7 separate regions of the Mus musculus genome follow, and all the other regions are linked to region 1. A link is a loop called in an ENCODE intact Hi-C map of the cell type or tissue named here. Cell type or tissue: heart. All regions are shown on one strand. Region 1 holds the start of Trabd2b (TraB domain containing 2B). Region 2 overlaps Trabd2b (TraB domain containing 2B). Region 3 overlaps Trabd2b (TraB domain containing 2B). Region 4 overlaps Trabd2b (TraB domain containing 2B). Region 5 has its middle 46 kb from the start of Gm40228. Region 6 overlaps Trabd2b (TraB domain containing 2B). Region 7 holds the start of Gm40228 (a long non-coding RNA gene).

Region 1 (4,000 bases):
GCCTAAGGCAGTATCACACACATCGAGTCACTGAAAAACAGTGAAGCCAGGAAGAGGTCTGGAGAAAAACAGACTCCAAGAGGCTGTGGTCTACGCTTGCTGACTGCCCTACATGACATAGTAAAGGAGGAAGTTACAGCAGTTACCTCTGACAATTAGCCGCCAAAACCTTTATCATTTTAGGGGAAAAGACACGATCTGAGAGAACTTTTATTTGAAATACAGGGGGAAGGTATGAAAAACTACTAACTCATAGTCACACATACCATCACTTTAAGTTTGATCTGGTCGGTTTTGTACTCCCTATCTGCCATCTTCTAATTCCCCAGTGAAGACCATGTTCCTATCTCTCTGTGGAAGCAGACTCTCACTCTAACCAACTCACTGCTCTTTCGAAGCAGATGGGTGGCTTTAGGGGGAAAGGGGCTGAGTCAGGGCAGTATCTCTCAAGAACCTCTCTTTGTTATGACTGCAGATCTCAGAACTCTGTGTGTGAGAGACAGAGCTACTACATTATGCCCTGGTGTCCTGTTTTCTGGGCACTCTGGTTTGCTTAGCATCTGTCACCAAGCAGGTATGTGGGATAAGAGGCTGAGCAGAACAAGTTGCTCCTGATATCTAGCAGTTTGAACTGTAGGCAATTGCAAAGAAAAAAGTGGAAATTTCACAGCCACCTCTGGTGCTTACATCCTTCACTTTTAGTCCAGTTCTTAGTTGCTCGCATTCTAGGCTCGGAGAGGCAAGTCATTCTGCTTCACTCACACTTTGAGCCTTCCTTTCTCTAGTGGTTCCATGTGCAACCGAGGCAGGAGTGGAGAGAGGGGAGGAGGGCCCTTAGCTGGGAGCCAAAAGGCCTAGGATCAGGCCTTGGCTTCCACTGGCCACTCTGCCTCTACTTTGTTCCCTCAATCATGAGCCCTGTAAGTAAAGATATAACCTAGCCACTTGCAAATTTGAATCTTGGAGTATCTTCCCATGACTGTATACATACAAAGGCATGCTCTCAGGCCTGGCATGATGACACAGGTTCTGGCCATCTGCTTTCTGTAGGCAGTCCCTTGAAGGCCCTTTTATCCCACTTTTATACCTTGGCAGCAGGTGATCCATCTGCTTCACTCCCTCCTCCTCCTCCTCCTCCTCCTCCTCCTCCTCCTCCTCCTCCTCCTCCTTCTTCTTCTTCTTCTTCTTCTTCTTCTTCTTCTTCTTCTTCTTTTTTCAAGACAGGGTTTCACTGTATAGCCCTGGCTGTCCTGGAACTCACTTTGTAGACCAGGCTGCCCTCTGCCTCCTGAGTGCTGCTGGGATTAAAGGCATGCGCCACCACACCCGGCCACTTCACTCCCTTCTATTAGCTACTGCTGATTTAAAGATCTTAAAGATCATCTCCTAGGGCTTTGCCCTGACTCCAGGGCACCTCTGATATACCTCAAAGTGCCTACCCATAGCCTGTCCTGCTGACTGCTTATGCTCACTAGGCCTCGCAGATCTGCTCTGAGAAACTCACCCATATCCCCAAATTTGTCTCAGCCTGACTTCCACCTCTTAGCCTGAGGTCCATTGAGCCTGCCTCAGGAACCCTTCCTCTGCCTGCCTTTTCTTGGTCTTCTGCTATGATTGTATTTTAATTGTCTACTTGCATATCTCATCATGTCTGTCAGCTATAGACTTCTGATAATATCACACAATTTATCTTTAACCTCCAATATCAGGATAGAGTCTTAGCAAATCTTGTTTAACAACAGCGGTGTGTGTGTGTGTGTGTGTGTGTGTGTGTGTGTACACCCAGAGAAACAGACAGGAGAATGACTGACTGAATGGAGCTTCCAAGGAATTCTAATTGTTTTATGTTCTTTAGACATGTTTTAATTTAATGTAGTGGGTCTTTGCAGAGTGCCTAGGAACACATGTGGTGGTGTTAGGCACAGCAGCATGACAAAACGTTGTAAGCAAATACCACGTTTTCTGGATCTCCAGTGACCATCTCATTCTCCGATATACCTCGAAGTGCCTACACAAATCCTGTCCTGTTAACTGCTTACTCTCGCCAGGCCTCGCAGATGTGCTCTGAGAAACTGGCCCATGTTCCCAAATTTGTCTCAGCCTGACCATTGGACTTCCACCTTAACCCAAGGTCCACTGAGCCAGACGCCCTCTGGCGGTAGCGCTCAGGAGCTACATCCCGGCGCAGAGCTGGAGAGAGGAGAGGAAAGGAGAGGGAGGAGGGAGGAGGCGCAGGCAGGGGAGGAGAGGAAAAAGTTGCGCTGGGAAGTTTGGAAAGTTGGGAAGTGGCTGCTGCGGGCTTCGCCTCCCTCCGCGCGCGTGCGAGGGAACGAGCGAGAGAGCGAGCGCGGAGCCAGCGAGCGCCTGCCATGCCCGGCAGACCCCGCCTCGCCGCGCCCGGGCGCCGAGCTCGCTCCGACTCCCTGCGGCCCGGCCCGGCCCGGCCCGCCGCGGCCCCGGCCCCCCGCCTCCCGCGCCGGGTCCTCCCCTCCCCCGCCCGGCGGCCCCAGCCCCCCGCCCGGCCCGGCTCCGCGCCGCTCTCCCGCCCTCCTCTCTCCCTCCCTCCCGGCCGCGGAGCAGCATGGCGGAGCCCGGGCAGCGGCCGCGCGGCCGCCCGCCGCCCCTCTGAGCCGGGCTCGGGGGCAGCCCGGCACCTCAGAGCAGACCCCCGCCCCGCCGCGCCCTCTGCCGCACTTGTCCCACTGCGCGCCCCCTGGAGCGCCGCGCACCCCTGGGACCCTTGCGCGCCCCGGGTGCCCAGCATAACCCGAGTTCCCCCGCTCACCCTGGAATCTCAGGACTGCCCCAGGAGCCCCGCGTACCCCTGGACCCTGACGCGGCTCCGGGACCCCCACGCGCTCTAGGACCCCTGCGCGCTCTCAGAATTCCGGGGCTCGGCCAACCCGGCTGCGCGCCCTGGTGAGGGGCCCCGCCCCAGAGGATCCCCCTCTTCCAACAGACCGGAGCCCCGCCCCAGAGAGACCCCCAGGTCCGACAGGGACATCCAGCCACGCCCCAGCGGGCTCCCAGCATCTCGCGCCTGGAGCCCTGTGCTCCAGAAGATCCTCGGTGCCCAGCTGGGGGCTCCCCGCCCTGCTGAGGGGGCGCTGCCCAAGAGGGACCCCCGCGTCCCGCGGGCCCCGGCAGGATGCACGCCGCCCTGGCGGGGCCGCTGCTAGCCGCCCTCCTTGCCACCGCCCGCGCCCGTCCGCAACCCCCCGACGGAGGACAGTGCCGGCCGCCTGGATCGGTGAGCGAGCACCAGCCCTGCCACTCTCCCGCCTGCCTGGACACTCCAGCCTGAGGGGCCAGGGTTTGGGACCAGCCTTCTCCATTCAGCCCACTCGCTCCACCTCCGCCCTCTGGGCACAGCCTGGGCTCCCTTCCCTAGCATCTGTCCTCCCGGACTCCAAGTCTGAGCCCAGCCCAGATGGTTCCTTCTCCACTCGCGGACAGTTTCCCCTAGACTTTTGGTCTTGGTTGGATGGATCCCCTCTCTGTGTCCGCTTCTAACTCTCCTGTCTTTTATCCTACCTTTACCCTTTGGTTGCCTTCTTCTGACTTCATCTTCCCAACACCTAGTACCCTTTTCTACACCCTGACTTCCAACCCTTTTGCTGTTTCATTCACACAGTGCCCCAGGCCAGGCATCCCTCCCTCTCCTTGACCCTTTTTCTGACCTAAGGCTGGATCCTCCAACCCTGGTGCTCATTCTCACTCCTCTCCCTCTGTACCCCAGACCCTACCCAGTACCGATTGTCCCAAATGCCCCTGTTTCCTGAAAAGGGTAAGATATCATAGGAGAGAAACGGAAATGACAGGATGAACTTGCTTGTCTAATATTTTCCTAAGGGCACCAAGTAATTATTGCTTCTCCCAACTTTCCTCTCCAAACCCGGCATCTCTTGATATTTTTTCCTGCAATGCCCTTATCTTCAAATATAGATTAATGCGTTGGCAATCATCCTGAACTAGATGCCAGGAGACGAGAATACTGTTG
Region 2 (4,000 bases), 110 kb after region 1:
CTCCTATCTTGTTACCTCTGTGAAAGGCCCCATGAGGTACTACACAGAAGTGAGGAGAGGTAGGTAGAGACGGAGCTTGAATTCCTATTTTCATAACTATGATAGTCGAGATTTGTCTGTATTGGTTCTCATAGCTCCTTGAACAATCGTTGGGAATGGTACCAGGATTCTGACCACTGTTTCCCACCATGTTCTTCCTGGTGCCCATGTGAAACCTCTAGGTGGAAGATACTTGTCTTCATTTAGTTGAGCATTAAACTTGAGATGGTCTCTCGTGTATTTACAGACAACCTTACAAATGACCATGAACTTACACCTGGGCCATGGTGACCCAAATTGAAGTACACCGTGCCCTTTGGTTGACACTATCTCCCTTTTTTTTTTTTTTTTTTTTTTTTGTTATGGACATACCAGCCACCTTCATGCTAGCTCTTTCCTGAAGAGGTCAGTGGGGTGTTCCCCCAGCCCTCTCTTCTGCTGTTCCTTTACCTTGAATCATCTTACTCCTCTCTACTTCGGAATTCCTAATTATCCTTTTTGAAAGCTTTCTTGAAAGCTGCCTTGGTGAGTGTGTTACCAGGCTACTCACCTACTAGCCATATTGTCTGTTGAAAACTCAGCATCTTATGCCATTCCCATCTCTTCATGAACTTATGAGCTGCACACTCTCCCCTGACCCCCGTGACGCAGACTGTTCCTTTCTCAGCAGCTCACAGTCCAGCCACTATCAGTGCCAAGGCATGTGACAAAGAGCTCACCATCCCACTGTCCCCCTAGCACTGGCATCCTCTCATGTCTCATGTAATGAATCCCAGTGTTTTATCTTGAGAAGCCAAGAACCACTTCACTGCACATTCAGATATTTCACAAGTCCACGGCTAGAGTTCAGCTTTTGCATGAGCTCAAGTGGGTTCTGAACTAGTAAAAGAACATCCTAGGGAAGGTTCTGTTCCTCAGGGCCTGGCTCATAATAAACGGTCTGGATGCTGCTTCCTTGGGCTTCACTTAGTCACCAAAGCTATGTATTATTAGACATGAGTTCAGACTTTCTCCCCAAGAGTAAGAAATCAGTTATGCAGTTATGTGATCTGCACACACACACACACACACACACACACATCCATTGTAGACACATCTGAAAGATGATACCAGGTCTTGAAAGACAACTGATGTTCTCCCTTCCTCACTACCCTGACCCTCTGGCTTGTTCTATGTTGCACAGTCCTCTCCCCCAACCAAACACCACCTGACACCCCTGCTTCTTTAGTTATGGAGTATGTGTAAATTCTTGATACATAAGCCCCAAATGGATGTAGCTGATTTAACACTTCTAAGGAAATCTCAACATCCACAGTCTGATGAGATTATAAGTAGACACATGTTACCTTGTATCAGATGTAGCATGGCTTAACCAGATATCTCTGGAAGCTCCTCAATAGGTGGAGGCATATATACTTGCCTGTCCTTTGGCTCTTCCCCTTCCTTGGGAAGGCCCTGATCATTCCAGAGGGCAATGACCTCATGAAGATCCACAGTGTGTGGGTGCAAAGACCAAAAGACTGTCAGGAGGGAAGGAAGGGGTGGGTCACCAAGGCAAAGAAGCACTGGGCCTGAGGGCTGGGACCAAGATCCCAGAATAGTTTTCCCTGTAACCTACTCATACATTGTAAGGGCCATTGCCTGCTTTTCTGTCTCGTCTATGAGATGAAGGACAGGACCCAGACATCCCACTTGTGCTGACACCCCCCTGGTGGGCACAGAACATCAGGCACTAGTCTTCAGTGAAAACACTAAACCTAGTGTTAGCTGTCTTCATGCTGGCAAGCATTCAGTCCATTCAGGGTTCAGTGTCCTGCTCAGCTGACATCCTGGTGGCAGGATGGGAGAAGGGGTCTTTTCATTTTATATTTTTAAAACTGTAAATTTTGGAAGTGAGTGACTTCCCTTGCTGTCTGTGAGCTAGTTGCCCCTGACCAGGTTTCAATCCTTAGTCTAGATCTGGTCCCTGTAAGTGTAGGGATAGAGAGCCAAAGTAAGTCTTAGAGGACACTTGCCAACTGATACACTGGGTTTCTTGGACCTGTCTACCCCTCTCCTCTTTCTACTATAGTAACTCTCAAGTCCTCTTAACTCCTTCAGTAAATGCTTACCTTGGTTTTCTTCAACTATGGGATGGGGATGATAGTAGGTATTCCATGTGTTCATCTGTGAAGACTAAGAGAACCCAGCCCATGTAACATTCAAAGTACCATCTGGCATGCAGGGCAATGCCAAAATATCTAAGTTAGACATTGTTGCTATGACTCTTTTGGTTCCTATGCTGTGTGTCCTAATTTAAAGGAGTGTCTCACTGAAGTTCTAAGGCTTTCTGAAATTTATTGCTTCTCTCTCCATCCAAATGTCTTTCCTTATCTGATCAGACTGGCATATGTCCACTTTTCCCCCATACTCAACTCAAGATGGCCTACCCTCTCTGACATCAAGTGGAAGAACCCACCAGATGCCCTGCTGCACTTGTTCTACACTGAGCTGTTACACTGTCTTGTCACTTGCTTCTACACTGGCCCATGGGTTATTTAAGAGCAAGAACCATACTAGACTCAGGACAAGGACATACTAGGACACAGGACAAGATTTGGAGCATGCCATAAAGAATAAGAAGGGAACATGTAAGCAAGAAGTTTGGTGACAAATGTCATAGTAGGGGGACAGGCAGAACAGAAATGGAACCCAGGAAAGGGATTCATATCACTGAAGTTGGTTGACATAGAGTTAGGAATTGAAGAAAGAAGGATGAGGATGTAGACTTTTTGGCTAGTTTTGAACATTTCTTAGAGGAAATCAATTATTCTGCTAATTCCTATGGGTTTCCTTTTGCAACTCAGCAATGTCATTGTTATGTAGTTTGCTTTATGGGTTATTATCATCAACATTGGCCCAGGTCTGCATCTCTAAGGTGATGGAGCTCCACCCACTACTCCCCATACTCCTGCCCTAACTTGTATTATAACATCCTCCACCCTGGGATGAAGATGCACTGCTCCCCTACGGCCACAGGTGGGATGGGAACACAAGAAGTCCCAGCCAGCACACTGTGGGTGAATGTTTAGCTTCAGGTTTCCTGGGCAGCTAGACAAAGACACTCATTATCTGTGGTGAGTAATTGAGGTGTTAGCCCAGATCTTGGGAAACTAGTTGGGATAATTACATCTGTTCAGATTTCTGCACAGTTTCTGTATCCTGGCTATAGCTGACTGATACACTCAGGTTCCCCTTGTATCTGATGGACTGTGAGCATTAAAGGACAGTCAGTTCATGTTGGTCCAGGGATGGAACTTGTGTTATCAGGCTTGGCAGCAAGCTTTGCCTCTTCTTGATGGTTTTCTAATCCTAGGAACAACAGATAGTCAGGGTAGAGAATAGATGCTCTTGGGAGCCTGTATACCATCACAGTTTCACCTTTCCTTATGAACCACATGATACACATCTGCTTATCAATCCCATTTCAGCAGCTGATTGGTTATTAGTTTGCCTTCCCCACCCCACCCCCAATCCTGTATATGAGATGTCTTTTGCTCAAAACCAGAAAACATTTGGTTTCTTTTATGACCAACAAGTCTGGAGATGTTTCCTTTTCTATCTTCTGATAATCACAGAAGTAGCTATACTTCTTCAGTCCAATTGTATTGAGAACCCACACAATATAAATATACGTGACCATTTAATAACTAGTGGTTACCTACAAGATGGAAGAAATAAACAGCTGAAGAGAGAATTTTATAATATGAGCTTCTTATGGAGGTTATGAGGATAGTGTGAGCCCAATTCATTTATGAAAGAGAGGATAAAAAAGGAAGTGGATCAACCACAGGGCTCTCCCTGGAGGCATAAAACATTTCTCTGACCACTATGTGATCCTTATAGGCAAAGTCAAAAATGAGGATCCAGGAATAGTAGTTGCCTTGGTTAACAGGCTCCAATTTGCTAACAAATAAAGGAA
Region 3 (4,000 bases), 210 kb after region 1:
GACAGTGGGCATGATGGGGATGAGGTAATGTAAAACAGTACCGTGAGATTGTGACCGGTCCCATGTGGTTGAAGCCCAGCATGGCAGGAAACAGAGCACACTGGTTTCTGTGAGCTAAAATGTGCTGTGGAAGCCCCAACCCCACCCCTGTTTTACAAACAAACTCAGTAGGAGCGCTATGCCTGCATCTCCGAAAGAGACAGTGGTCGTTCCTCTCCTGCCCTATGGGTGTACAAACCTACTTTGCCCCAGAACCTGATACCCAGTAGCCTCTTTGAGGCACCCTTGCTGAAAGGAGGTGGTAAGACTCATTTGAAGGCTTATTGTGAGGATAGTAATCTTGTTTGAACAGCTGGTGTGGGGGATGCTTCTCCTATGGCAGATAGGATGATGTGGTGAAAATTAAGGAGTGTGTGTATGTGTGTGTGTGTGTGTGTGTGTGTGTGTGTGTGTGTGTGTGTGTGTGTGTGTGTGTTCTGCCACCTTCAGCAACCTTGTGCGGAACAACAAGGTGTAGACCATCAGGAGACAGGTGGAAGCTATACTCTAGGGACTCCAGTTGACTTTGCAGTTGTTTCTGCCTGGAACCCGCCCTCATGATCAGTCACATGTGGGCCCACTCTGTCTTTGGGGGTCAGTGGAGCTGGCTATGGGGTTCCAGACTATTCCTCCTCCCTAAGGTACCTGCTAAAACTAGAGCTGAACCCGAAGCTCTCTTCCTAGGAGGAGGTTGCTGACGGTCCCTGTGTTTCCTCTTTGCAGCACTACGATCTCGCCACCTCCGCTGCCCCTGCAGCCTACCCCCAGCTCCGAAACCACCAAGCCCTTTGTCAAGTCCTCACACCAACTCCAGCAGCAGGACGCTGTGGGGCCTACCAGCAGCTCAGCGCCTACACTGGGCCTCCTCCATGCCATCACTGCCTCCATTGTAGCCCCCTTCCTACTACACAGCCTTGGGCCTTCCTGACCTCGACCACCCTTGCAGAGAAGCCAGAGAAACCACAGGAGTCTGTGGCCGTGTCCACCATCTGACACCACCTCAGATGGTGCTAACACCCTCAAGGCAGTTCACACAGGACAGGGACCTTAGAGCACTAGAGCTTTATTCTACTCCAGTTACATCTTCTTTTTTGTAGAAGGTCTTAATTTCCCATAGTGCTATGGGGCTCTTTTGTAAAATATGTGTCCATATTAAAAGAGAAAATGTATTTATTCTATTGATAAAACTATTTTTATGTAGCTTATGTTATAGTCCCTGAATTAGTCCCAAACACCAACCCAGGGAAGGAACCCAGGTTCCCATGACCTCTGTGACCTGTGTAGACAGTGGCTTTGAATTGGCCCCAAGCCTCCTACTCAGGCTTGACTTCTCCCACTGTAGGCACCTCTGAGGGCAGGCAGAAAGGCAGCCCCAGCTTTTGTGAGGCTAAATTTCAGAGCCAGGGGCATAGTGGCCAGCCATCCTCCCTAACCCTGTCCAGGCCCCAGAAGGGCAATTTAAGGAGAAATGAAGAAAGAAAGAAAGAAAGAAAGAAAGAAAGAAAGAAAGAAAGAAAGAAAGAAAGAAAGAAAGAAAGAAGAATGCTGCTATTTTGAAGTCCCACGTGTCTGTGGACTGGCCCGCCAGGGTTCCTGGTGGGTTTTTCCATTAAAGTAGGAGACTGGTGCTGTGGGAGATGAGCCCAGTCCTGTGGTCAGATGGCTACACTGAGATCCAAAAAGTGAATGGGGTTACCCAAGGTCACAAAGCAAGTGGGTGATTGATGTTCCAGTGTCACTGATCCAGCTTCCATTCAAGAGGGGCTGGTAAACCTGGTTAGGGCTGGGAAGTGAGCTGGGCAGAGGACAGGAATGGGCAGGGGTGGACACAGAACAGTCTTAGGGGCGATGGAGTGCAGGAGCCTCCAGTTGTGGTGATGACCGTGGTAGAGACAACCACCTGCCAAAAGCCTGCTGTGCGATGTGATGACCTCCAATTCAATGATAAGGCTGAACCCCCAAAAGAGGGAAAAGATCCACCCAAGATGTATGCCCTGCCCAGCCCTGGATTAGGGTGATACAAAAAATACCCTTGCTCCTCAAACTGTGTTCTACTCCTGCTCTTTCGGTCAGGAGAAGAACCAGGGGAGGCAGATTTCCCAAACTGGAACCCTCCCAATCTTCCCATGGCAGACAAGGAGGCCATTTCTCCAGCTCCCCCTGCTGGCTTCTGTAGCCAGGAGCCTCTAGCAGCCAGCATGGACAGGCAGGGAGTTGAGGCACAGAAGCCTTCTGTCCTCCGGGGTCTGACTGAGAACACAGTGGGCCAAAGCTGGACTTGTGGCTCATTATTTAAGGAGTCCTAGATCCTGAGAGCAGAAAAGAGCCCTCACCTGGCAACAAGAGTAAGAATGACGCTAAGGTCCAGAAAGAGGAAAGGCCTCTCCAAAGTGGCACAGCTGAGACAGGCATGTTGACTCCGGTCCCGTTCTCTCACCTCACTGCACATGGGTTTCCCTGGCAGGCTTGATGGCGCCTGGTTGGCTACAGCACCGCCATGCTTAGGTTGGCAGACATCTCCCTTCTGAGATGGCAGGACTCTGGGCAACTCATTGCATAGTCAGGGGTCCCACAGGCATCCTGGCAGGCAGCAGAATTCTTTCCAGCTCTGCCCCAGTGGACAGGTTTAAGCCTGAGACCTGGCAAGATTCTGGAACTCTGCTTCACAGGGTCCCGCCAGTCCCATGGACACCACACTGTAAACTGAACTTGACCTCAACCAGGACTGGAGTCAGTTTATCCTTGGCAAAAAAATGTGACTTCCTATTGCTGAGCGGGAAGGGGCTTAGCTGACTTTTAAAGCAGGCTCAGAAGTTAGACATCAAACGGATCGTGCAGAGCGCTATTGGGATGAGATAAGTGTAAAGGAATTGGAAACACACAGGCCAGATTCCCCTGTTTGGGGCAGAGTATGGCATGAGATGTATGGAGATCAAGCTCGAGGTTAATTAAAGATGAAGCATTTGGGGAAAGAGTCCAAGCACCTGACCGTGTGCCCAGACCTGTGCCAGGCGTGGGGCCAAGATGGTGAATTAATACAGCATGTAATCACTGTGCAAGCACAGTGCCAGGGTTACACACATGGGCTGAATTGTACCCACCCTTCTGGGCCCAGAAGAGTTCACCATCAACATGGGATAAGTGGAGCTATCCTGGGCTACTTTCCCAGCCCCAACATCAGGCCACTTGTCTTTCCAGACCCCTTCTTAAGGAAGACTGAAAGGGAAGGAAGTGTTTCAAATTCTCTTCCCCACCACATTTTAAGGTTTTTAAAGATGACGTGCCCTGCTTAGTAGCACATGTCTGTAAGGACTGTACTTGGGAGTCTGAGGCAAGAGCATCAACAAGCATCATAAGAGGTCCAGACTGGGATGCACAGTGAGTTCTAAAACAGCTTGAAGTACATGACCAGACCCTATATGAAAAATGAAGGGAAGGGAAGGGAGGAGGGGAGGTAAGGAAGGAAGAAGAAAGGGAGGGAGGGAGGGAGGGAGGGATGGGGCAGGAGGGAGGGAGGCAGGAGGGAGGGAAGGAGGGCAGAGTAGTCCAACAGATCAACAAAATTCAAGGTAGGTGTGGACTTAGAAAGAAAGAACCATTGTTCAGACACCTAGGGCCAAAGTTTCCTGGCCCCTGGAGAGCTCTACCAAGCCAGGGTTTAAGCAAGTAGCAAACTCAACTTGCTGGCCTACATCCTAGGAGACCTTGCACACAAAACAGAATGTATGGCTAGGCCACTTAAACTTCCCTTCCTGCTCTGGAAACAGACCAGTAGTCCATCAGCAGTTTCTCAGACTTCATGTTCTTGCTGGCTAGACTCATAAACACAGAGCCCAGTTCCCTTGAGATTCCAATGAGTATTTTTAGGACTTTCGTTTTAACTTTGAGTCAAACAGAAAGATGGAAGGCCTGTGGCCTAGCAGATTAAGTGACCAGCACTTAGCGGGGAATCAAAGAGGTG
Region 4 (4,000 bases), 54 kb after region 1:
CTACCTCCCAATTCCCTATATCGCTCAAATTCAATGAGTTGGACATCCTCACAGTCTCTCCTTTCCTCCTCTCCCCTTCTCTACTCACCTCCCCTAGTCTTCTCAGCTCAGCTCCACTACCACTGCTGCCCTGGGATCACTTTTCCTAAATTTGATCATGCATGCTCTGTTTGACATACCCTCCCTGTCTACACTTCAGATACTCCTACCCCCTTCCAAAGCCTTCAATCCCATGCTGGCATGTCACTTGTTTCAAGTGTTTATAATATGGCACCCACAAAGGTCTTAGGATTTGGGCCAGGATTCACAGGAACTAGGTAGATCTGAGCCAACTGGAAACATGGTGGTTACACCTCACGTTATATTACTAATACTGATCTGACCATCAGGAGCCTTAAGTTTAACATGTTTATGACCAAACTCCAATTCAGTCTTTTCCCTCAGGTTTCTCAAAACCTCCCCTCCCCAAGTTTAATCTCGGTGAATGCTTCAAAGCCAAAGTGCAGGAGCTCACCTTAAGCTGTGCCTCTCTGCCCCAATACCAGACTATGCAGGAAGGCCAGCTGCAATGAGTACTACTACATCCTGCTTCTGCTACCTTCTCCAGTACCATCACCTCATCCTAGCCCCCTAGTAAGTACCCCTCCCATGATGCTGCTTCCTCCACAGCTATTTTGTAGAACCCACAACATTGAGCTAGGTCAGAACTTACTTTTCACCAAGAATCAAGGCCAAGGCCTGCAGTGGACTCCAGGCTTTCTGTTGTTGGAGCCTGGTAGATCTCTTTCTGACTTGCCACCCTCTCCACCTGGCAGCCTCTCCATCTTCCTCTAGTTCTTTTGCTGTTCTGCTACTCCTCAAAGGAGCTCCCATTCTCCCCTCTAGGCCCCCTACCTGGCAGCTCATCTCTGAATCATCACATGGCTGCCCTTCTTTAAAACATCTAGTCAAAATATTCCCAGGACATCCTCAGAAAGTAGCTCTACTATCCCCGTGTCCCTTTTCTCTGCTTCTTCTTCTTTCATGGGAAGGAAACAGATGGGGGCAGGTTGTCATGACCTGACTTTCTGAGCTATCTTTTGCTACCATAATAAACCATTCTAGACTTAATGGATTACTGTCTCCCATCCAGTTCCTAAGCTGTCAGCAAGACATTCTGGCAGTGGGCACTCATTTTGTAAGTTCTCCAGTGCCCTTGGCTGTAACTACTGTGACATGGAAGTTCTGCCCTATGGCATACTCTCAGGGGCTCACTACATAGTGTCTCCAGAAACATGGCTCCTTACTCCAGAAACTTTACTCCTCATAGTACCGCCTAGAAATCAAACAGTGCAAATTCTGCTGGTGTCAGAACCTTTATTCTTGAACCCTGAACCAGAAAACAGACTTCCACCTCAGTCGAAGTAGAAACTAATATCCTAAACAAGATCACCTCTCTTGATGAGAACAGCCCCAAAGATCAGAAGTGGCCCCTGCAGTCTGCTTCTCTAACCTTCTACCCTGGTCATCTGTTGCTTTGTGTGTTTGTATGATTCTCTGAGATGCAGGCTCTGAGCAGGCCACAGCCTTCCCTTCCTCGTTGCTTACCCTGTTCATAAATCACCTGACAAAAACATAATGGACAGAGCAGTGGCCACATGGAGAACAAGCCACTTGTTTCTTTCGAATGTTAGGTTCCTTTGGAAACAGTAGAAATAACCATTATTTTTGTTTTGTTTTATTTTGTGGAGCTCTGGAATGGTCCAAAGCCAGAAGAACTAAAAGGACTCCAATTTGGCTCTAAGATTCTGTAGCTGTGCCTTTCTTTTCCCCACCAGGAACTCCACCTTGCTTTTATTTCTCATCTGAACAATTGTGCCAAGAAGACCATGAGCACGGCCTTTGGACGTCCCACAGTGAATAGCCCACATCAGGGGATCTGCCTGTGGTCTGACAGTGGGGCTCTGGATTAGTCCCTCTCCCTCTCTGGTCCTTGACATCCTCGCTACTCAGCGCCCTAGAAGTGACAGAGGAGTGGATGACTTGCAGCTTTTCTGAACTCTTTTCCAGGACTAGGGCTGCCTGGAGGCTAAATGGGGAATTAGGCTCTGTATGTATGCTGCCAACAAAGGAGTCATGCTGTCACACAGCTGCTCCTAAATCTGTCCTTGGTGGAGCTTTAGAGAGGAGGGAGGGGGCAAGGCATGGCTAACCATCGCCTGCACTGTGCTCCCTCTTCACATTCTCAAGCTGACAGTGGCCTTGGCCTGCATCAAGCTGAAGGACAGGGGATTGCTAGAGTGAGCCAGGAGCTAAACACTGATCCATGGGGCTCACGATACAGAGATGTGGAGTGGTCTACATCCCCGAGGAAGGAGCTATGCTCCTGCCCACCTCTGGGGCTATGGCTTTTTCCAAGCTGACTTTCCTCATAAATCTTAGGCCCCCTGGTCTTTCTCTTTCTTGGCGTCTTCTGTTTGACATGGACGGTATTCAGGGAATTGAACTCTAAACCTTGGCTGGCCGTGCCATACACTTTACCTTCAGGTGGGAGGGCTGCTGGTGTGAGTTCCAGGAAACTTAAGATATACTCTTCAGTCTACACTGAGCCTGAGCACATAACTGCTTGGGTACTGAGATCTGGAAGAGGAGAGAGAGTAAGTGTGGGAGGGGGGAAGAGGAAGAGGAAGAGATAGAGGAGAAAGCCAGTCTATAAGGCAGGTCCATTTTCGTATGAAAACAGTGCAGGGAATTGTGGGAGCATGTAGCTCAGGACAGCCAGAGTAGAAGCAGTTATGCAAGTGCCAGGAGTGATAGGAAAGGTATATAAATAGAAGGAACAGCATGTACAAGAGCCCAGGAGACAAAGAGGAGTATCATGAGGCTCCCTGGAAAACACGGAGGTGCTGGAAGCCACAAAAAGAGGTGTGGAGGAAGACTATTCCAAGAGAGGGACTAGTGTGGGTTAGGGACATTGAAGTACAAAATGCTGGGGGAGGTGGATTACGTGGGAGTGAATATGAATACAGTGAGCAGGGAGGGAGCGCTCAGGCCTTGGTGACATTGGCCTGATGGGAGGTAGCAGACACGGTTTAGAGAGATGGGAATTAAGAATTTGATAGAAGATTTTTTTGCAGTTTCCAGACACTAGACAGTCATATGTTTTTACCAGGCTTTGTAGATGGTGGGAAAGAGAATCGTGTTAGCCTTTTTCCATAAAGTCCAGTCCCAGCCTCACACAGGGACAGGAGCCCCTTGAGTTGCTTAACACCTCCCCCCTTTCCTCTCTTTCTCTCTCTCTCTCTCTCTCTCTCTCTCTCTCTCTCTCTCTCTCTCTCTCTCTCTCTCTCTCTCTCTCTCTCTCTCTCTCTCGTGTGTGTGTGTGTGTGTGTGTGTGTGTGTGTGTGTTCCATGTCTACCAGGTCCCAGACACTGGCTCACAGTGGCTCAGCCAGCCACCTGAGGGCAGCTTTGTAGAGTGAAAGTAGAGGGACGCTTAGTAGAAGGAGACCAGGTGTTACTGTGCATACATTAGATGGTGACAGGATGCCTGCTGTACCAGCCTTGGGAGATCATGTGTGTAACCAGACAGGAGTGGGCGTGACAGTGGAGAGATGTAGACTGAGCTGTTCCCAAGCCTCTCACAGTCTTCTTCAGAAAAGACACGATAAAGTACGACACAGGGCAGGGCTCTGAGACAGTGAGACTCCAGAAGATGGGAATGAGCTGGGTGAGGCAACGGAGTCACCCAGGACTCTAATCCTCCTGGCCCCTCCATTCAAGTAACTGTCTGAGAGCCAGACGTTTCTTTGCTTCTGGGTTCTGGGTTCGTCTTTTGTCTCAGCTTAGCCCTGGCTGTGTAAGCAAAGGCTGCACAGACTTTACAGGAAGAACGTCTCTGACAGGAACAAAACCTTTGAGGAGGAAATCAACTGTGCTCACAAACCTACCAGCCATCAGGTCCAGCCAAACAGGGAAAAATACCAGGCTGAGGGACTCCAGCTTTTTAAGTTTGCCCTTA
Region 5 (4,000 bases), 110 kb before region 1:
CTGCAGCAAGGCATCTGGTTTTGGGTAGCACTCAATTGGGTGTGGTTCTTACTGCTGACATTGTTTCGTGTAGTTTCTTGTTAATCTGATCCAGAGCTCCTGGCATCTGGGTGTAGCCCCATCTGGACCCAGTTAACCATCTCTTGTGAATTCTTACTCAATGGCCAGAGAGAGGGTAGGAGGACTGGGCAAGAATCTACAATGTGCTTCACACATTTCCTCTTTCAGCACATGGTTTTCCCCAAGCACCTCAGAACAATGTCTGCCATCAGAATGATGCTAATAGGAACAGCTCACTCACAAACAAAACAAAACAAAAACTAAAACTAAAAACAAAACAAAACAAACAAACAAAATAACCCTCTGCTATCTCAAGCACAGCTGCCCACCTTGTAGCTTGTCTTTTCTTTGCCTTTTCCTGTCTATGTTAAACTTCACACAAGGACACAGGGAAGAGCAAAGGAGATGCAGGTGCTTGTGGAAGTGACAGAGTCCAGAGGCCCGGAAACCTGCCCTGAGGATGTCTCTCTCCAGTGATCCCACGTCTACTCCATACATCATTAATCCTGAGTTAATACAATGGCAGCCTTAGCAAAACAGATACTGGGGAGCAAAGTGACATAGGTACTGTGTAGGTCCTGGGTACAGCATTCCTGATAGTGCACACTTAATTACATTAGAGGCATGAGGGACAAATTAGATCACCTGAGTTTATTCCTGAGATCTCTTTGTGGATGCAAACATCCACATCTATGTCTAGGTTTATGGGTGAGAAATGTCAGCCTGTTGTCCTGAGGGTAAAATAACACCATTGGCTATAGAACACAGCTTTCACACAGAAATTGCTCGAAAACAATCTCTGAATTAGAGACAATATCAGCCAGACTGGTCTCCCCTGAGATTTGTTTTTAAGCCACTCTTCCACCCTGGAATCACCTAAGGAGCCTCTTGAAAGAAAATTGTTACATTTTAACTTATTTCTTTTTATACCAACATGTTGGGGAAGGGGTTGTGCATATCATGGTGCTCATGTGAAGGTCAAGGATGCTTCACAGGAGTCAATTCTCTCCTTCCATCATGTGGGTCCTCAGAATGGAACGAATGTCATCAGACTTGGCATCAGGCACCCTTAACAGCTGAGCCATCTCACCTCGAGGCCCTAAGGGTTTTGTTGGTGGTGTTGGGTTTTGGTTTTGATGTGTTGGTTTTGGTGTTTTGTTGTTGTTGTTGTTGTTGTTGTTGTTGTTGTTGTTGTACAGACTCTCACTTCAGATATGTTAGGACAGTATCCCTTGAGTTAGGATATAGTTGTCAGTACATTTTAACCTCCCAGATGATTGATAATTGTAGCCCAGATGAACACAGCCATAATGCCCAATTCTATGATTACACATGCAGAGAGGCTTTGAGGCCCCTCAGCTAACAGAGTCTTATGCACAACCTCAGATGTGTTGTGAGGCTCTGAGTCTAGCTCACACCTATCCTTTGGTTCCAGCTAGCTTTCAGGTCTCTATTGTTTCCACTAAGTCATCAGAGTTATACAGGCTACCTACAGCATTCCAGAAACCCCATTCATAACATAGCCTGCTACCCTCTTGGATACACCACTCCTATTCCATGTAGTGATTTTTTTCTTCTATTACTGAAAGTCATTAGAAATAGAGTAGATGAATAATTTCTATTTACTAAACTACTGACAAATGGGTTACAGTTTTAATGGTAATGAGTTGTACATTCCAAAATGGCTGATAGGAGGATTTTTAATGCTCCCATCCTCTGAACAATTCTAATTGAAATAAAGGCATGAGTGAGTAGACACACAAATTCCTCAGATATGGTCATGAGATATTCAAGCTTATGTCACAGCATCACACTACAGTCATGAATATGCACAATTACTGTCGAACTTTTATTTTTAAAAGACTTTTATGACCACCAGAGGGAGCCAAACACCTCCCACTTAACCCACAGATTGGAAAAGATACAGCAGAGAACAAGGAGGAAATCAGCACTGCAGCTTAGACATGGTCCCCCAAGTCACCTTTCATGCCTGGAACATTGCTAGTCACCCTGGATGATCTTCAAATACAGCTGGCACTACAGAAAGACATATCTGTGCCTTACTAGGCTGGGTTTATCTTCGGCCATCATCAGTAAATCCTGAGAAGGTGTAATGTATGAGGATTAGGGGCAGTCATTTACACACTGCACCAGCAGCCCTCTACTCAGTCAAAGAGTTGAGGCAGGAAACCCATCCCACAAAATAGTTCATGGCCTCGTCTTTCTACAACTATTTCAGATGGTCCAGCCTTAATGGTGAGCTACCCTGGCCTCTGATAAACACTCCCAAGTCTGAATTTCACCATCTTACAGGATCACTTTCTGATAAGAACCCTCTCTTCCTCTGAAGGTAAGAAGCTGTCTCTGTGATGCTTCCACCCTTGGCTCATCAGGGATGTGTTTCTCTACTTTTGACTTTCACAATCAGTCCCTCCCCAACCTGAGAAGATATTCTCAGTTTGTGGTCCCCACTCCTAAAGATAATTGGTTCAGTGTGGCAGCCAGGGATGAAGCAAAAGAATGCTCAGATATGTTTGTGTTCTCACACAGCCTGCCCTTTACTGTCTGCCTACTGGTGCTGTCTCAGGGTACCTGATTGGATACTTGTGAATAAAGAAAGCACTGAAGTCCCCAGGACTAGATATTTAAAGGTGACTTGGGCCCAAAGCAGGACCACCTGTAGCACCTTTTCTCAGTTCCCCATTCCTCTTCCCTACTTCATTCCCAATAGGCAGGTTGGAGTATCTCTGTTGTCTGTCACAAAATTCAGCTCTCTACCTCACAAAACTGTTTAGACTCCAGCTCCTCAGTTTTCTCCAAGGAAGTGGGAAGCTAGCAAGATCTCATTTTCAGCTCCTTTCAACTAGGGTTACTGTTGACCATAGTAGGATCTGATCACTCTCAAAACTAAGAGTGAGAATTGGCAGCCTTTCAAACCGATGCATCCAAGATGTCCTCCCATGTCCTTTCCCACACATAAAGATTCACATCAGACACATACACAGACATACATGAAGACATATACATGAAAGCACAAACACACAGGCATCACAGAAGTACAGAAGAGCACATAAATATATAAATACATGAAGACACACACTCGGCCACAAAATAAGCAAAAGACACACACACACACACTGAGAGAGAAAGAGTCAGAGTCAGAGAAAGAGAAAGGGAAAGGGAAAGGAGAGGGGAGAGGGGAGAGAGAGAGAGAGAGAGAGAGAGAGAGAGAGAGAGAGAGAGAGAGAGAGAGAGAGAGAGAGAGAGAGAGAATACCTAATGACTCCTCTGGGTACAGAAAATGAACCCAAGGCAAAATGTCTACCACCCAGTATGCATGCTCAATAAATGTTTGCTGAACTGATGTGAGCCACAGGGGATCCAGCCAAGGTAGCTGCTTCAAGCAGAAATAGGAAAAATGAGTCCTGTCTAGATTTCCTGCTGATTAAACCCTGCATATAAAGTTCTAATAGGAAGACTTTACACCTTGCCAACATCTCTGTGACCCTCCTTTCCTTTACCAAAAGGCCTAGACTACATCTAGACTCTCTATGCCATGGCCATTTTTCTTTGTGCTACAGCTTCTAGGAGGTGGGCAAGTCTTCATTAGCTTTCTGGCACTTTTCCTAGCTCTACATAAGAAGTGTTACATGCCCTGTTATCAGTTTACCTGGGCAGTTCTGGAGCCCAGGTGTGCCTGCCTCTTGTGGTCATGATAGAAGCCTCTGTGGTGTAGGATCTCCAGCACTATAGCTAAAGGAAGGGGCTCAAACATTAGGAAGTACAGCACAGCAAGTAGCAGGGGCAGAGTGGCTGGGAGCTCAGGTAGTTCCAAAGGAAGTAATCATGATACCAGAAGTTCCCCAGAGGCTGGTATCAATACATGGGGGTTTCTAACACTTGGCCATTAAACCTTAGTGCAGAGACACTACAGTCAAGC
Region 6 (4,000 bases), 67 kb after region 1:
CTGCCTCCTACACTGCTCCCAGGAGTCAGAGCATCAGGATACCCTTACTCAGCATGGGCAGATACACAAAGACAGATACACGGCTCTGTTTCCCCCTCACGTCTCTGACTCACCAAAGTGAAGGGGTGTTTGGTATCTGCAGTCACCTAGCTGAGGATCCTTCCTTACCTACTGTACTTCATTTTTCTTCTTGGAGTCTAACAGAACTCATCCTGTCAATGAGGTTTTGAGCCTGCTGTGGGATGATAGCTTAGAGGTGTATGTGTGGACCCCAGGGATCCTACCTGGGCTCCAGCAACCACAATTGACAGGCTGTATAAAACCTTAAGCAGAGCATTGCTAGCTTCCCATCTCTGCTTACCCAACCTCCTGAGGCAGTTCCATGGTGGCAGTGCCTCTACTCTCCTGCACAACTCACCCGACCTCTGCTTCTCCCAACCTTTAGGTAAGATGTCTTGTCTGCCTGCAAAGCTTTGTCCAGTCATCTTATTCCTTTTTGTATGGAAGACATGTTTACTGAGCATCTGCCGTGTACCAGACACTGTTCTCAACACATGGTCATGCCTGGCATCCCGTGCTTACTGGCATCCCTGTTTACTGACCCATAGATGTGTCTACCCACCTTGAAGTGTTTATCTGTGTCCTGGAGTAGGCTTTTTTCATGCTTGCATGACCTATAACTGAGCTTCTGGTGGTAGAGACTGTGTAACCACTTCTATACCCAGGGCATTGGGCACAAAGGACTATACCTGCCTAGTTCACTTCTGATTCTCCAGCATCCCACCTACATCCTAGTATACTCAGGGTCCCGTCAGTGCACACCAGAAAAGAAATGGAGTGGAGTGGAGAGATGGCTCAGCAGTTAAGAACACTAGCTGTTCTTCCAGAAGAACTGAGTTCAATGGAGTATTCTTACAAGCCCTGCATGTTCACCTCATGGCCCTTGCAGGAAAGGTTTATCTCCTGTCACCTATTCTCATCCTCCTACACTGAGACTCTGTAGAGGGGCCAGGTTCCTATCCCCTGAGTAGCTTGTCTTGGGAGGAGCCCAGGCCAATAGGTGCTATAGCAATCATCTCTATTTGTCCTGGAGCCAGTTTCTTGCTCCCCAGCCCTCACCTCTGATTTCAATTATCCAATTGCACATTGCTGCTGAAACTGCCTCCAAGCAAAGGAGCTTGCCTGGCTCTGCCTTCATTATTTCCCACATCCCTTCACCTTGCACTCAGCTCTTGGCTACCCTAAAACACCCCTGCTCTCCTCCCCTCCTCTCCTAGCTCAGCCAAGTCATGAGCACTCTGGACTCTCCCAGATGCCTTTGCCTCTAACTCCACCCTCTCACATATCTACAATAAACCTGCCCAGCCACCATTAGTTAGGACCAGTCATTTTTTCCTCTCCTTTTTATTTCTATTTTTTTCCCCATCCAGTGAGCACTCCACTGGATTTGCAGGACCCAGGTGAGTATCACTCTCCTATTAGAAATGCTGTCAGTTTTCATGGCTTCAGGTGGCGCTTGAGTTACTCCCAAGCATACTACTTCCAGCAGGGACAACCTCTGGAAGCTTTGTCCATTCCCTGGTGTGGAGAATGAGAGGGACAGAGAAACCAGAGAACTGAGGCCTAGCATAGAGAGGTGAGGCATAGCAGGAACAAAACTACTGTCCCTAAGTATCCACCAGGCTGTCCTGTAGCAGAGAAGACAGTGTCACAGAAGCTGGAACTAGCCCAGTGGGCAAAGAGCAAAGTGAGACAGTGGCTGCTCGGTGTCCGCAGAGCAGCTGCCCTGGCGCTTGGATGTGGTGATCAGCAACCTACTGCAAAGTAAGAGGTGGCCTGGCCCCTGCTGGGAACTGCTGGGAAAGCACCCCAGATTCTAGGAGAGGGAATGCCTTGGAGGTCCTGGGCTGCCTCCTAGCTTCCCTGGTCCAGATGAGTCATCCCTGCTGAGCCTGGCTCAGCCCTGTCCTATGGGGATAGGAATGGCTAGGTTGTGTGAAGTGCTTTCTCCTGGGGCATGCTGACCCTGAGAACATGGGACAGTGCCCCTGCCCACAATAACCGAGACAAGGTTCCCAGGTCACTTCAGCCCTGGGGCTGCCCCGTCCTCACCCCCTCCCCCAAGCACACCAACCCCTCCCCGTGAGTTGGCACTCTACTGCTCCAGGAAATGTTGTTACAAATTTTTTTTTCCACAAAAGCACATGCTGGATTTTCCATGCCACCTCCAGCACATTTTCGGGAAGTCCCAGGTGGTTGGGATAGCGGCTGAGACCCTCCAGAAAGGCCAAAGATCCAACAAACTGAAAGAAGGCTGGCTTTTATTTAGTCATAAGTACATATACGTCTCAACTTTTGAATACTGGAAAGGAAAAAAAAAAAAAAAGTCCAGCAAACCAAAAAAACACACACATCGCTTTGCTTTGGAGGGTAATTACTCTGAATTCAGTTAAACCAACTTGCTCTAGCTAACTAGATTAGTTTACATCTTGTGGTAGAAAAAGAAATACAAATTACTTAGATTGCAATAAACCATGTTTTTCTAACTAAGTAGATTAGTTTATATCTTGTGGCAAGAAACGAGGAGAACGGCTCAGCAAAGCCTGGTGCTTGCTCGTGCCCACTTGCTAAGTTCAGGGCAGGCTGTTTGCTAGGTGACCTCTAGCCTCTGATCCCCCAGGTCTCCCTCGCCCACTTCTTCCAAGAAATGCTAAGAACTGGGCCTGGGGAGAAGAATAAAAAACACATTGAGCCCAACCTCCCTGAGGATGACGCCAGAGCACTGAGGCTGCGCACTGTGTACAGACTCTGTTCTCTCCAGCAAAGCATCGCCTGTAACTCCTACTGTGTGCAGCCAGAGCCTGGGCCTGAGGGAATGGGACCAGCTGTTTGAACGTGAGGCACCAATGCCACCTAGGGCGCATACTTATCTTGTGCTTGACTGACACCGTTTTGAGACTGGAAATAATTTATAAATTAGGGGTTCCTCATCATTTTGTTCCAGAACTTGCAAATTATGTAGCTGATCCTAAAGGACAGACATGGGCGGAAGGAGGAGGGGACTGCCCTCAGGAGTGTGGTTTCCTGGAGGACACAAAGTAGTAACAAGAGTCCATGTTCACCAATGGAACAGGAACCATGGGGACATACAAATGGATGTCATCCGTGTGTGACTTTCTTTCTTTTAGGGAACACACCAGGAAGCCCTGTCCCTAGTGAATCCAGCAGATTCAATGACTTGGTGAATCTTTGACTTGTTTTCTAGTTTGTTTTTTCATTTTGTTTTTTTCCTAAGAAGAAAGATACTTGCTGCCTGAGGTCTGTGCCTTTCTATCAGCTCTGTCCTGTCTATTATATCTGATGCCTTCTGTCATAGGAAAGGTTCATGGTGGGGTGGGCTCTGCAGTTATAACTGTCAAGCACTGAGCAGTTTTTGAGGTGTCTAGTTTTTTTGTGGATGGGGTGTACAGAGTTGTTCCCCCAAGGGTCACTTCAATATAGAAAGTCATTTTACCCAACAGAATACCACCCATGTATTATTACACCACACTGAGGCTTGGTCTCATCTAACTGTCACAGAGACCTTGTAAGTCTGTTAAAAAGAATATGAATTTGATTTACAAGCAGAGTGGTTTTATGTCAGACACTTATATTTCCTCTTGTGAAAATCCTGGCTGAGAGTGTGCTCTGCTCCGGGAGGCTGGGAATGGTTTGGAGTCCTTTTTCTTGCTTCTGCTGCCAGGCGTTTTGGCGTTTTCTGCAGTGCAAGGTGGTCCAGCCTCCTGTCTGCATTCCAGACCTAGGGAAGAAAAGCAGAACTTGGGGTTGGACTCATGAGCCTTCTAGCACCCATTGCAACAGCTCAGTCACTTGGTTACTCTTATCTTCAAGCTCACTTCTAGGTGGCTATGTTTCTGGATAAACATGGGGAGAGCTACAAGGAGGCTAGATGTGTGGGTGAAAGGACAGTGCATACATGCCGTATGCTTTAGGTTTGAGG
Region 7 (4,000 bases), 59 kb before region 1:
AAACATCTATTAAGTAGTCATGGGAGGAAACTGCTGCCAGATGGATTGCTGGTGCCTACCAGTTCTGAGACACAAAGCAGACCATGGGCAACAAGATCAAGACATTAGCCAGTTTGCAGTATTGACACTCCGAAGAGATGCCATGATCCTAAGGTAGAGGACCAGCCCCGCCCACGGCTCCCCGCTGCTCCAGTGGTGGCCATCATGCAGTTGTGGGACCTATTCTACCTTGCCTCAAAGGGTATGCTATGGCCAGATTGAGAATGGAGACTATGGGGAAGCATAAGCATATAGGAAAGCTTCCTCTAGTTGACTCAGCATCCCCAGGTCCTTATAGTAGATAACTACTTGCTAGCCTCTGCACTCAGATCTAAATCCTTGCTCCCAAGCACCACAACAGGCCTGCCATTGGGACTTTGTTTTGTCCCTGTAGACACATACTCTTGGGTTGTGCTATGAATCCAGCCATTAGAGGATGGTCTTTAATTAAAAGCCACAACTTCTGTAATGCCTTGAACCCTTAGACACCAGAGCTGTCACATCAACAGCTCAAGGGACATTCTTAACATGACTTACATTACCAGCTGCTTATGCCAGAGTCACTTAGGATGCTTCCTTCTGAAGAGTAACAATCTAATAGCATAGCCACAGACATACTACTGAGTATATGCCGTGGTAGAGGGCCATCCTGCACCCTCTCAAACCTCAACAAATTACAAGTAAGTCCAGGCTACCAGCACATGCATAGGTCAGTCCTGGTCAGGATCACCCATGCCAGACTAGGTCACTGGGTATTAATCATTGCCAAAAGAGCAGTTAAACTAAAAACCAATTCATTAAAGATTAAGCTTCACCTCCAAACCCCTCAGGGAAGGGGAGCTGTGGCTGGGTAGCCATGGCCTGCTCTGGGAGGTCACCAACTGTGAAAGTTTTCTCAGAGAGCCTATAATGAGGAGTTGGGTAGCCTGGGCTCCAGTCCTGACTCCAGTTTGAACTTGCTGAGGAACACTGGGTGTGCCCATTCTGCATTCAGAGTTCTAATTTCTTCCCTAGGAAAATGGAGAAAACTTCACTGGGTTTGCCATCCTGAGGGTAATATACATGCTTGCCCTTCTCTCTCTCTCTCTGAAAACCCAGGTTGTCTAATTGCAATTGCAATATTGAGACCGTGGAGACTTAGCAATGAGTTACCACTCCACCCTGAGGTATAGAGGGCAGGATCTCAGACCTACCCTTCTTGCTCCCCATACTAAACAGACTGCATTGCTCACTCTAAAAGCATGCCTGCTTCTTTCTCTGGGACAAGTTTTTAGCTAAGTCCTCTGAGTTCATTCATCCACAAGAAAAAAGTCCTTATTTAATATATTCTTGGAACTGCCATTTGGATTATCCTAGTGGGGTCAGTGAAGACACAGGACCTTCACGAATCAAGATCTAATGTTGAAGTGATGATCTAATATAGAATGAAGCAAGCAATGACTGATACTGAATATCATGGGCTGTGTATGCAGCTGGTAGTGTGATAGCCCCAGAGATCTCCTGGTGGCCCTCCATGGAAATGGCACCATTAGCATTCTGGATTGCAACAAACAGATTCTGTTCCAATGGGATGTGTGAAGCAAGGTAAGAGAGATATTGAACTTGGTAACTGAACCTCACTTCTTCCCTTGCTCTTTGACCATTTTATAAAATGAGTCTACTCACTTCTTCGCCTGTAGATGGCAGCACGGCCCCCTTTCTCCAAGAGGAACCTTGATTTCCCTTGAGAACAAGTGCCTCAAGAGGGTAAAGTGCAGAGATAAAAATGAGATAAATTTGCCCCACAGCAAACATTCTCACATGTGTAAAATGTAACAAATGTGAATTTGCCAAACTTCTGAAGCCTCACTCCAATTGTGAAATAGCCTTTCCAAGACTCTAGCAAGATTCCACAAATCACCAAACATTTTCTAAGGGAACATTATATGGAATCTATGGCACAGTCAGCACCCACAGAGCCCAGCTTGGAAACTCCAGAGCAAGAGAGATACTACTCATGATCCTAGAACAGCTACCTTCTTCCCAGCCTGTTCTGCACCAGCATCTCATCCTGGAACTTTCACAGACATTGCCTCCAGTTCTCTAGTGCCAAGTCCTCACCTTGTGCCCTGAGCACTGCTAAGTTGGTTACACCATGTCATGCCTTTGTGACCCATAATCCTGACATCTGACTTTACCATGAGAAAACAATGAACTGAGGAGTTTCTTGGGCTGGAAATGTAGTTTTATGGGTAGAGTACTTGCCTAGCATATAGGAAGCCTTGCTTTTGATCCCAAGAACCATATAAACCAGGTATGGTAGCAGACACTTCCACCTCTAGCACTCAGGAAGATGAAGCAAGGGAACTGAGCGTTGAGGGTCATCCTAGGCTGCATAGAAAGTTCTAGGCCAGCCTAAAATATACGACAGTGTCTCAAACAAGCAATAACAACAACAGAAAGTGTTAACTCTCCAGACTAGCCAGTTGTTACCTTACACAAATGGGAAACTGAAGAAGGTAGAGCATTCCACTCAAGGTCACATGGTAAGAGCCATATAAACAGGGCAAAGAGCCTGGTCTGCTGCTGAAGGAAGAGTTTACAGAAGCTGAAAGCCAATGCAGTATTGGGGAGTCGTGCCAGATTAGGCTCATATCCAAATCGTCCCTCTGAATAGTTTGCCTACTCTCTAAGAAAGCCTTGGAGAAGTACTCAGGCATGTCCTACAGCCATGTACTACCCAGAGAAAGCGAGTTCACTTTATCAAGTTCCTTCATTTTGCTTAGCATCCCCCCCCCCCACCCTGGGGAGGGTGGAGACAGTCTGATAAGATAGTGACAGAAAACATGCCTAAAGTCTAAATGTTCTCCTGCAGGTAATATTATTAATAATTATTTTACTATTATCCTCATCACCTTTCCTGGTTATTAACTACCTGTTACCCATCATGGATCTGTCATTTAGGAATTTCTTTATCCCTTTTGTGGACTTGTTTATACTCCCAGTCAGCAGCACCTCTCTAACTTTTGATCCCTATCCCAGCCCAAGTTTCTACAGGCTAAGTCCTCATATTTTAATGGATTTTTCTTTTTTTATTATTAGGTATTTTCCTCATTTACATTTCCAATGCTATTCCAAAAGTCCCCCCATACCCCCACACCTCCTCCCCACCCACTCCCACTTTTTGGCCCTGGCGTTCCCCTGTACTGGGGCATATAAAGTTTGCAAGTCCAATGGGCCTCTCTTTCCAGTGATGGCCGACTAGGCCATCTTTTGATACACATGCAGCTAGAGTCAAGAGCTCTGGGGTACTGGTTAGTTCATAACGTTGTTCCACCCATAGGGTTGCAGATCCCTTCAGCTCCTTGGGTATTTTCTCTAGCTCCTCCATTGGGGGCCCTGTGATCCATCCAATAGCTGACTGTGAGCATCCACTTCTATGTTTGCCAGGGACTGGCATCGCCTCACAAGAGACAGCTATATCAGGGTCCTTTCAGCAAAATCTTGCTAGTGTATGCAATGGTGTTCTAGTCTCTTTTGTGGGTTCCATCATAATCAGATGAAACTCTCTGCAATATAGATTCATCTCCTCCTCTGGGTGGGAGAGATGTCCCAAGGAACAGAAGAAAGATATAAACTTTCCACTCCCAACCCATGACCTCCAAACCCAGAAGGCCTGTATAAGAAAAGACTAGGTCGGTCTTCTTAACCATCTCAGCTAAGACTAAGACCAGAGCCCAGACCCTACTGCCCTGAAGAGAATCCAAGGTCCAGGATACTATTTATTCTCCAAGCCTACTGTCCTCTTCACATGAGATACAAGAGACCAGGAAACCTTTCTCAAACACATTATACAAAGCCAAAAAACATGGAGAGAACACAGTCTACTCAGAATCTACTTTGGTCTGGGTTCTACAGAGTTCAGGTTCAGTTAGATAATATGCCTGCCACTTTCGGGATATTCACCCTTAAATAAAACCAA

Evidence for each region. Peaks named below come from ENCODE experiments on the same cell type or tissue, not always from the same donor. Only the 100,000 strongest peaks of a DNase experiment are listed, where the experiment ranks them.
Region 2: a loop joins it to region 1, with 2.3 times the contacts of the local background. A loop is called at or near these places in 2 of 42 quality-filtered maps.
Region 3: a loop joins it to region 1, with 2.9 times the contacts of the local background. A loop is called at or near these places in 4 of 42 quality-filtered maps.
Region 4: a loop joins it to region 1, with 2.7 times the contacts of the local background. A loop is called at or near these places in 6 of 42 quality-filtered maps.
Region 5: a loop joins it to region 1, with 2.6 times the contacts of the local background. A loop is called at or near these places in 4 of 42 quality-filtered maps.
Region 6: a loop joins it to region 1, with 2.4 times the contacts of the local background. A loop is called at or near these places in 5 of 42 quality-filtered maps.
Region 7: a loop joins it to region 1, with 7 times the contacts of the local background. A loop is called at or near these places in 16 of 42 quality-filtered maps.

Annotation. Positions count from the first base shown.
Region 1 is chr4:114,403,670-114,407,669 of GRCm38, forward strand. It overlaps Trabd2b (TraB domain containing 2B), which reads left to right and starts at 3,055. Exons shown (of 7, transcript NM_001085549.1): 1 at 3,055-3,250. The coding sequence starts at 3,149. In heart, a CTCF peak has its summit at 2,157 (motif pointing left); DNase peaks (open chromatin) are centred at 2,182, 3,082 and 3,312; H3K4me3 peaks cover 1,969 bases; H3K27ac peaks cover 1,649 bases; H3K27me3 peaks cover 2,826 bases.
Region 2 is chr4:114,511,092-114,515,091 of GRCm38, forward strand. All of the region lies in intron 2 of Trabd2b (TraB domain containing 2B), which reads left to right. Among named protein-coding and RNA genes, the nearest start is that of Gm33710, 88 kb to the left of the region's middle. In heart, a CTCF peak has its summit at 1,782; a DNase peak (open chromatin) is centred at 780; H3K27me3 peaks cover 1,295 bases.
Region 3 is chr4:114,609,163-114,613,162 of GRCm38, forward strand. It overlaps Trabd2b (TraB domain containing 2B), which reads left to right. Exons shown (of 7, transcript NM_001085549.1): 7 at 763-4,000. The coding sequence ends at 967. All of the region lies in intron 1 of Gm33655 (a long non-coding RNA gene), which reads right to left. Among named protein-coding and RNA genes, the nearest start is that of Gm12829, 69 kb to the right of the region's middle. In heart, a CTCF peak has its summit at 2,210 (motif pointing left); no DNase peak of the experiment used is centred here; H3K27me3 peaks cover 2,813 bases.
Region 4 is chr4:114,457,729-114,461,728 of GRCm38, forward strand. The region is part of intron 2 of Trabd2b (TraB domain containing 2B); the gene reads left to right. Among named protein-coding and RNA genes, the nearest start is that of Gm33710, 35 kb to the left of the region's middle. In heart, CTCF peaks have their summits at 2,069 and 3,459 (motif pointing right); DNase peaks (open chromatin) are centred at 2,123 and 2,843; H3K27ac peaks cover 762 bases; H3K27me3 peaks cover 941 bases.
Region 5 is chr4:114,298,608-114,302,607 of GRCm38, forward strand. No RefSeq gene overlaps it. Among named protein-coding and RNA genes, the nearest start is that of Gm40228, 46 kb to the right of the region's middle. In heart, a CTCF peak has its summit at 1,935 (motif pointing right); no DNase peak of the experiment used is centred here; H3K27me3 peaks cover 638 bases.
Region 6 is chr4:114,470,437-114,474,436 of GRCm38, forward strand. All of the region lies in intron 2 of Trabd2b (TraB domain containing 2B), which reads left to right. Among named protein-coding and RNA genes, the nearest start is that of Gm33710, 48 kb to the left of the region's middle. In heart, a CTCF peak has its summit at 1,855; a DNase peak (open chromatin) is centred at 1,865; H3K27me3 peaks cover 3,685 bases.
Region 7 is chr4:114,344,521-114,348,520 of GRCm38, forward strand. Gm40228 (a long non-coding RNA gene) reads right to left here and starts at 2,103. Exons shown (of 4, transcript XR_868021.1): 1 at 2,055-2,103. In heart, a CTCF peak has its summit at 1,718 (motif pointing right); no DNase peak of the experiment used is centred here; H3K27me3 peaks cover 2,128 bases.